2 separate regions of the Homo sapiens genome follow, and region 2 is linked to region 1. Evidence: chromatin loops called from intact Hi-C (ENCODE). Cell type or tissue: mammary epithelial cell. All regions are shown on one strand. Each heading gives the region's core, and the rest is flanking DNA. Links, peaks and the distances in the headings are about the cores only.

Evidence for each region. A loop is a pair of places that touch in the nucleus more often than their neighbours do. Peaks named below come from ENCODE experiments on the same cell type or tissue, not always from the same donor. Only the 100,000 strongest peaks of a DNase experiment are listed, where the experiment ranks them.
Region 2: it touches region 1 in a loop (14-fold over the local background); 4 of 110 quality-filtered maps call a loop at or near these places.

What each region holds. Positions count from the first base shown.
Region 1 is chr10:79,465,615-79,469,996 of GRCh38, forward strand. No RefSeq gene overlaps it. Among named protein-coding and RNA genes, the nearest start is that of ZCCHC24, 22 kb to the left of the region's middle. In mammary epithelial cell, for the core only: a CTCF peak has its summit at 1,982 (motif pointing left); a DNase peak (open chromatin) is centred at 1,967.
Region 2 is chr10:79,291,331-79,295,712 of GRCh38, forward strand. ZMIZ1 (zinc finger MIZ-type containing 1) reads left to right here. Exons shown (of 25, transcript NM_020338.4): 11 at 828-1,026; 12 at 2,051-2,323. Among named protein-coding and RNA genes, the nearest start is that of PPIF, 54 kb to the right of the region's middle. RefSeq lists a silencer at 1,759-1,818 and cis regulatory regions at 2,426-3,187, 2,472-3,302. In mammary epithelial cell, for the core only: a CTCF peak has its summit at 1,861 (motif pointing right); a DNase peak (open chromatin) is centred at 3,171.

The sequences.
Region 1 (4,382 bases), core at 301-4,300:
CCAGGAGTTTGAGACTAGTCTGGGCAACATGATGAAACCCCATCTTTACCAAAAATGCAAAAATTAGCCAACCTCATACTCAGTCTCAAAATAAATAAATAAATAAATAAATAAAAATTAAATTAAGGCCGGGCGTGGTGGCTCACGCCTGTAATCCCAGCACTTTGGGAGGCTGAGACGGGCGGATCACGAGGTCAGGAGATCGAGACCATCCTGGCTAACATGGTGAAACCCCGTCTCTACTAAAAATACAAAAATTAGCCGGGCATGGTGGCGCGCGCCTGTAGTCCCAGCTACACGGGAGGCTGAGGCAGGAGAATGGCGTGAACCCGGGAGGCGGAGCTTGCAGTGAGTCGAGATCGCGCCACTGCACTCCAGCCTGGGCGACAGAGCAAAACTCCGTCTCAAAAAAAAAAAAAAAAAAAAAAAAAAAAAAAAAAAAATTAAATTAAAAAATTAAAACAAATGAAAACAAATCAAATAACCCAATTTTTAAAATGGGAAAACAAATATTTCTTTAAAGAAGACATACAAATGGCCAATAGGTGCATGAGAAAATGCTCAATATCATTAGTCATTTGGGAAATGCAAATCAAAACCTCTGTGAGATACCACTTCGTACCCACTGGGATAGGCAAAGATGTGGAGAAATTGGAACCCTCAAACATTGATGGTAGAAATGTAAAATGGTGCAGCCACTATAGAAAACAGTTTGGGGCTGGGAGCAGTGGCTCACGCCTGTAATCCCAGCACCTTGGCAGGCCAAGGAAGGCAGATCGCTTGAGGTCAGGAATTCGAGACCAGCCTGGCCAACATGGTGAGACCCCATTTCCACTAAAAGATACAAAAAATAGCCAGACGTGGTGACAAGCGCCTGTAATCCCAGCTACTCAGGAGGCTGAGGCAAGAGAAACACTTGAACCCTGGAGGCGGAAACTACAGTGAGCCGAGATTGTGCCACTGCACTTCACCCTGGGTGACATAGGGAGAGTCTTGTCTCAAAAAAAAAAAAAAAATTAAAAAAAATTTTAAAAAAGAACACAGTTTGGTGGCTCCTCAACGAGTTAAACAGAGAATTGCCACATGACTCAGCAATCCCACTTCTAAGTCTATACCCAAAAGGATTGAAAACAAACAGGTACTTAAATAGTTGTACACAAATGCTCATAGAAGCACTACTCGCAATAGACAAAAAGTGGAAATCACCCAGATATCCATCAATGGATGAATGGGTACAAAAAAATGTGAACATTATTCAGCCATTACAAAAAGTAAAGTGCTGATGCATGCTACAACATAAATAAACTTTGAAAACGTTATGGTAAGTGAAAACGGCCATACTTAAAAGGTCAAATTTTGTATGATTCTATTTATATGAATGTCCAGAATAGGCAAATCTGTAGACACAGAAAGCAGCTTGTTGGATGCCAGGGGCTGGGGAGGGTGGAGGGATAATGGCAAGTGACCACTAGAGAGTATGGGGTTTCATTTCGGGGTGATGAAAATGTCCTGGAATTAGATAGTGGTAACGGTTGCACAACTCTGTGAATACACTAGAAAACACTAAATGTTGTATTTTAAAAAGGTGAGTGATATGTTATGTGAATCATATCTCAATTGAACAAAAGAAGGCTGTAGGCTGGGCATGGTGGCTCACGCCTGTAATCCCAGCACTTTGGGAGGCCGAGGCAGGCGGATCACCTGAGGTCAGGAGTTCAAGACCAGTCTGGCTAACATGGTGAAACCCCGTCTCTACTAAAAAGTACAAAAATTAGCCTGGAGTGGTAGTGTGTACCTGTAATCCCAGGTACTCAGGAGGCTGAGGCAGGAGAATCGCTTGAACCGGGAGGCGGAGGTTGCAGCCACTGCACTCCAGTCCAGTCGACAGAGCAAGACTCTGTTTCAAAAAAAAAAAAAAAAAAAGGCTGTAAACTCCTTGGTCAATTGTGAGAACTTGTTCTCCAGCGCCCCCTATGGGGGATCACAGACTCTGTTGCCTCCATGTTGAAGGACAGGATAGCCAGGGACCTGGAACAAGAGCCCTGGCAAAGTAGCTTGAGCAAAAGGGAAGATTTGCCAGATAGATGCAGAAATATCTGATGGTACCTGAGGGCAGCCAGGGCAGGACTTTCAAGGCAGTGAAGACACAAAGGGGGAAGCTGGCCGGAGCCCAGGCAGCCCCTCTCCCAGCCTCCTTCCTTTCTCTGCCCCAACCTCCTCAGGCTCCAGGGACTTCTGTTTTTCTCTGTTATGTAAGAATCCTCATGACCAGTCTGAAGGTTCTGTCTGCTTATCGGTGGCTCACCAGTGGAGCCCTGGAAACACCCGACCCTGGCACTCTATGTTCCAGCTCTAGGAGATAGTGGACCTGCCTGGCTTCTGGATTAATTCTCCGTGGTCAAACGTCCACTCAAAGTCCGATCAGCTGGACCTCAGAAGAGGCTGGAAATGGGCTGCTCCTCTTGGATCCTAAGGATGGTTTGTGTCACTAAGCAGGAGACAGACAGGGCTGAAGAACACAGAAACCAGGAACTCAAATATGCTGTGTCTCTTCTCTCTGTTTCCCTCCCTCTCAGCTCTCTCCCTGCACTGCACACTGGCAGCAGCTCCAGACCTGCACACCCTGGAGAAGGAAGGATTGGGATTCTTCCACTTCCAACCCAGTGAATCTGAGGGAAGAACTCTGCCTAATCCAGCTTGTCCTGAGGTCAAAGAAGCCCCAGAGGAAGGGTGATAATACTGCTAGGGCCCCCTCTATAGGCGTGTGCATGGGGTGGAACAGTTCCCAAGAAGGGGAGGGGAAGGCACAACTACAGTCATCTACTACAAGATCTATAAAAGCTGGGGAGAGGGGTTGAGGAGAGCATAGGACCACCAGCCTGTCTGATCAACATGTGAGGCCTTCTTGGAGGAAGGCAGGATTTCCAGAGTGTTTCCATGGTAGGAACGTTACTATTTGCCATCAAATTGCAGGATTGCTAGAACATGGGATTTGAAACCCCCTCAATGGATTCTGAAAATCAGGGAAGGTGAAGGGAAGACCTCATCAATAAGATACCGTAATACACAAGCCTGTTAGGAAGCTACCATGTGCTCGGTACTTCCCATTCCCCGAGCACCTCCTCAAATGAGTTCCTTTCACTGTTTTTCAGATAAGGGAAACTGAGGCTCTGAAAGGCATACTTATCTGAGCAGAGCAGGATCCCTGGAGGGCTCAGACTCCAGCCCAGACCCCTTCTATCATGGTGTACTGCCCCACCCTTTGCAGACCTCTTAGGTGGTGGGGGATCAGGCCTGGGACTAGATGAGGGGGACTGGATGTGTGTGGCCAGATGGGAGCAGCCTAGACCTCAGGAACTAAAGCTGCAGGGCACGTGGCCTTCCCTAGGCACTGCAGAGCTCTGTGGGAACTGATGAGGTGGGAGGAGGCAGTGTTTCTATGTGTGGGAGATCATATCCTTCCAATAAACACATGCGTGAGGGGCCTGGGGCTCCTCCCTGTGACTGAGGCCATTTGTTTCTAAGCAGTAAACTGTGACTGACCTGGAGACCAACCAATGCTTCCAGGGAAGATGCTCATCGGATGCCCTCCAGCTTCAAGATGGCTTCCTCAAGGGCCTCCCCAGCTCCCCACTCCAGATGTTGGGGCCCTTCTGTGACCACCATCTTTGAGGTGACAGGCCTGTGAGTGGTCAGTTTGTTCCAGAGAAGTCTTTGGGAAATGCAATCACTGTTTACACATTCCTGTTGGACTCAGATTTAGGACAGATGAAGCAGATGTGTCCTGGATATCCCAGAGGGGAGGGCTGGGCCCATGGGAGAAGACACAGGAAGGAATGTTCCGACTCAATATGAAGAGAGACTTCCAGGGGTTATAGACGTCTCTAGAATGAATGTGGGTTACTCTGGAGGAGTGAGCTCCCCTTGGTCTGAGGTATACAAGCTGAGACTGAATGTCACCGTGGAAGACAGATGAGGAAGGAATCACAGCAACACAAGTGAATTAAACTATGAGACTTTCAAAGTCCTCTCCCAGGCAGGGCCCAGTGGCTCACACCTATAATCCCAGCACTTTGGGAGGCAAAGGCCAGAGGATCGCTTGAGCTCAGGAGTTCGATACCAGCTGGGCAGCATAGAAAGTTTTGAAATGTTCTACAAAATAATTAAAAATTAGCCGGGTGTGGTGGTGTGTGTCTGTAGTCCCAGCTACTCAGGAGGCTGAGGTAGGAGGATCTCTTGAGCGAGGGAAGTTGAAGCTGCTGTGAGCTATGATCATGTCACTGCACACCAGCCTGGGCAACAGAGCAAGACCCTATCTCCAAAAAATAAAATAAAAAGAAAATGAAGTCCTCTTCCAGCCCTGATTTTTCAGGTTTCTATAC
Region 2 (4,382 bases), core at 74-4,073, 170 kb before region 1:
CTCCCAGGGCTGGCCTGCAGATAAGGCGCTGCAGCAGTTGGCCTGTGTTCTGACAGTCGTCAGACTCGTAGAAATAGAGAGGTGACATTCTTACTCCTCAAAACCTCAAAACAACCCTTCTCTAAATTTTGTCTTTAATGAATAGGAAAATATTGAGAAAATCTGGATTGGGAAAGTCGAAGAGCAGGTATAGATGGGGTCCAGTTGCCCAAAGACAGTGAAGCAGTCTGGGAATATCTGCTCTGCCTTGCTGATTGGTGAAAGCAGAACTATGCAGAGACTGCGAGTCCCTTGGCTGGGAAGAAAAGGGCAGGGACTCCCAGGATATGGAGCTCTGGGGAGTGGTGTGAGGCGAGCAGAGGTGCCCATTCTCCTCTTTCCACCCCGCCCTGCCTAAGACCCCCACCTTGGCCTCAGCCCTCACCAGCCCTGGCTGGGTTTCTGGCCTGGGGTTGGCACAGCTATATGACCTGGTGGTTAAACACAGGGATCAGAAACACCTGCAGCTGCAGCCGCAGCTCCGCCATCAATGCTGCAGGGCCTTGGGCAAGTTGCTCAGGTTCTCTGAGACTCAGTGTCCTTCAGAAGATGGGCTCACCAGGGCCCCGACAGCATGCAGTGAGGGTGCAGGCACCCCCAAGGGCTCCAGGAGCACAGCAGCCTGGTCGTTGCCAAGTGGCACAAATGAATGGCTGCCAATCCCAAGAGGCCCCGTCCCCTCTAGGTTCTGGGTACAGCTCCATCATCTCCCTTCCAGCCCACAGCTTGCCCTCAGTTCCCCTCAGATGCAGGCAGTACCTAACTCTTCCACCCTTCTCCCCCTGCAGTTACCCTGGGGGTCCTAACGCCCCCGCAGGCATGGGCATCCCTCCGCACACCAGGCCGCCTGCTGACTTCACTCAGCCCGCGGCAGCCGCTGCAGCAGCGGCAGTGGCAGCAGCAGCAGCCACAGCTACAGCCACAGCCACGGCCACTGTGGCAGCCCTGCAGGAGACACAGAACAAGGATATAAACCAGTATGGACCGGTAAGGGTTCCCACTAATCCTGGTCCAGCCTTGCCCAGCCAGCCAGGCAGACAGCCCTGGGAAACCAGAGTTGGGATGTCAGTGCTTATGGGGCCATGTGTGCTGGGAGAGCTGACTGCATTAGGGTGCATTTGGGCTTTCATGGAAGCATGTGGAGGTCTGTGTGTTTAGAATGGCGCATGTCTAGAATGGGGCGTGTCAGTGTGCTTGGGTGTGGTGGGGTGTATGGGTGCTGGTGTTTGTTCTGTGTGTTGGTGGCTCATGTACAACTGCATATGGGGAAAAGGTTCTACATGGCTCTCTGGGCCCCCAACTCACCAAGGAGTGGGCTCAATGTCTAAAAATAGTCTTGTGACCGGTCTGTCTCCTGGATTGCCTCTGAGACCAGTGCCCTCCTAGTCACCCTATCTGTGGGTCTGCGCAGGCCCCAGTGCTGCTCCCTGACCTTCTGAAGGATGGGTTAGGGGATGAGGAGAGGGGAGCCCCCATAGGAATGCAGAACAGGAGGTGAGGAGGTGGGAACTGCAGGGCAGAGGGGCAGAAGTGGAAGCTGGGCTGAGGCCAACTTTGGGGATGGAGGGTGTGCCTCCACTGGCCCAGGACCAAGGGCAGGGCCAGGGCTTCCAGGAAAGGGGCTGCAGTCTCACTCGGGCTCCTGCCTCCACCCTCATCTACCTCCACCCTCCCATACCCCTCCCTGTCCCTGCACACTTTCCTGGTTTTCTGCCTGCCTCCCTCCCTGGAAATGCTGCCTGTGCATCGGAGTGACCACCTCACCCCACCCCACCCCATCCCCTAACACCCCTGAGCTGCATCTCTCCTGTGCGGCTGCAGAGGGCAGCAGTGAGCCTGGGTGGATCCTGCTCCCCTGGGGCCTGGTTGGTCACCAGTCACTGCCGCACAGGACAGTGCCCCCTCCCCACTCCTCCACCTCCCCAACCCTTCCCTCCCTGCACTTTCAATGCATGTGGCATTTTATTCTTTTTTTTTTCTTCTCCCGTTGAAGGTCTGTTCCTCTTTCCAGATGGGTCCCACCCAGGCGTATAACAGCCAATTCATGAACCAGCCCGGGCCGCGGGGGCCTGCCTCCATGGGGGGCAGCATGAACCCCGCGAGCATGGCGGCTGGCATGACGCCCTCGGGGATGAGCGGCCCTCCCATGGGCATGAACCAGCCCCGGCCGCCCGGCATCAGCCCCTTTGGCACACACGGGCAGCGGATGCCCCAGCAGACCTACCCGGGCCCCCGGCCCCAGTCCCTTCCTATTCAGAACATAAAGAGGCCATACCCTGGAGAGGTGAGTGCAGCAGTGGGAGCCTGGGAGGTGGGAACTGGGACACCTGGGCTTGAAGACATGGGCCGTGGGTACGGCTTTGGAAGGGGTGTGGCTTGGACTCCAGCACACTTGGACAAAGAGGCAGGGGCTTAGGGGTCAGGTGCTCCTGGGTTTGAGACCTGGTTCTGCTGTTTCCCAACTGAAAGACCTCGAGCCAGTCACCCTGCCTCCTAGGGCTGCTTGAGGGACTTGAGGAGGTGTCCGTGAAGTGCTTGGCCCTGGGCTGGCATGTGCCGCCACTCAGCAAGCAGCAGTTCCTCTTACTGTAGTGACTCTTGTCTTGGCTCAGCCACTAACTGGGTGACCTGGGTTTAGTTCCTCCTGCCCACATGAGAGCTTCCCCAACTCCTCTCCAAGAAAGAGAGCTGAGACAAAATGCTTCCAGTCTATAAGGGCTGACCCGTCCGGGAAGTGACTGGAAGGCAGGCAGCGTGTTTCCAGTCTGTAAGGATTGACCTGTTGGGGAAGTGACTGGAAGGCAGAGAGCGTGTTTCCAATCTATAAGGACTGACCCGTTGGGGAAGTGACTGGAAGGCCGGCAGCTGTTTCCAGTCTATAAGGACTGACCCGTCAGGGAAGTGACTGGAAGGCAGACAGCGTGTTTCTTAGCTCTTGTTTCCATCCACACTTGGTCACTGTATAGGAAGTGGCACTGCCTCTTGGGCTGCACAGCCAGCTCAGCCAAGGTGTTGGGGAAGATTTGGGGAAGTAAAACCCACACCTCCTGCCCTCTGGGAAGTGAGGTTTTAGCAGGAAAGAAAAGTTTTTAGCAGAGACTCACCAGGGAATGAAGCATAGCAGACTGCACAGAACTCAATATGAGTCAGAGAAGGCAGGCTTCCTGGAGGGTGTGTCACAAGTAAATCCTCAGAAAATGATGCTGGCAGCAGCTGGCCCATCTGGGTACCCAGGTAAGGATTTAGTTTACCTGCAGAAGACGTAGGGACGTGGCTCTGCAGATGCCCCTCGTGAAGCCCTGGTTGCTCCCCACGACCAAGCCCCTTTTTGAGCAGGGTGTGCCCAGCTCTCTGCCTGCCTCCCTCCCAGCTTGCATGCCCACTCTCAGAGCAGTTTTCTCCTCCTAGCTCCTCTCAGCTCTGTGGCCTTCACCTTGGGTTCACAGCGGCTTTAGATTCCAAAGACCTTAAGTTCCTTGAAGATCTGCACATTTCCCCTCAGTATCCACCTTAGGATGGGCGGGGAGGCTTGGCAACAAGTGGAGGTATTCTGAGTTCAGGAGGGGAGAGAGAGGGGGGGGGGTCAGGGGCTTCCTCATGCATCCAAGAAGCTGGATCAAGCCCCAACCCTCCACCTGGTGGACACTAGTTCAGGGAGGGGCCAGAGAAGGACCATTGGCTCCTGGGTCCTGAGTTTGGGGGAGCCTCAAGCTATTGGCACCTCTCCTGGCACTCAGGCCCCATGCAGTTTCTAGGCCTTTTCTCAGCCACCCTGTGCTCAAAATCCCAGTGTCCCACTGGCTGTGCTGGGGGTGCATCTGTTAGCCCACGCCAAAGGAGGCAATCTCGGATGAGGCTTCAGCAGAATTCCTGGTCATTGGTGTCACCCCTGCACCTGCACCTGTGCCATGCTTATGGCTCTTGCCTGCCTAAAGAGAGCACACCAAAGGCTCTCCATATTTTTACTAAATTAATCATCCTTTTCATAGAGTGCTGCTGCTACCCAGCTACAGCACTGGGTGGTCACAGCCTATGCGGCCTGATCCTGTCTGGAAGACTGGCCTTCCTTCCCCTTGCCATGGCTTGTTCATACAATATTTGAATTGTTGGAGCCTTAGGACAGGGGTTGGGTCATCTGGTCCCACAGAGGACTCTCTTCTCTAGCTTGGTGGGCAGGTAGGCACCAGCTACGTCTTCTATACCTCCTGTGGTGGGTGCCTCACTGTCACCCAGAGCAGCCACCATGTTGCAACAACGTGAGTTGTAGATTCTTCCACACTGACACTTTCTGACATTTATCCCTAAGTCCATCATTCGTTTGTTGAGCAAGTATTAAGGGTATT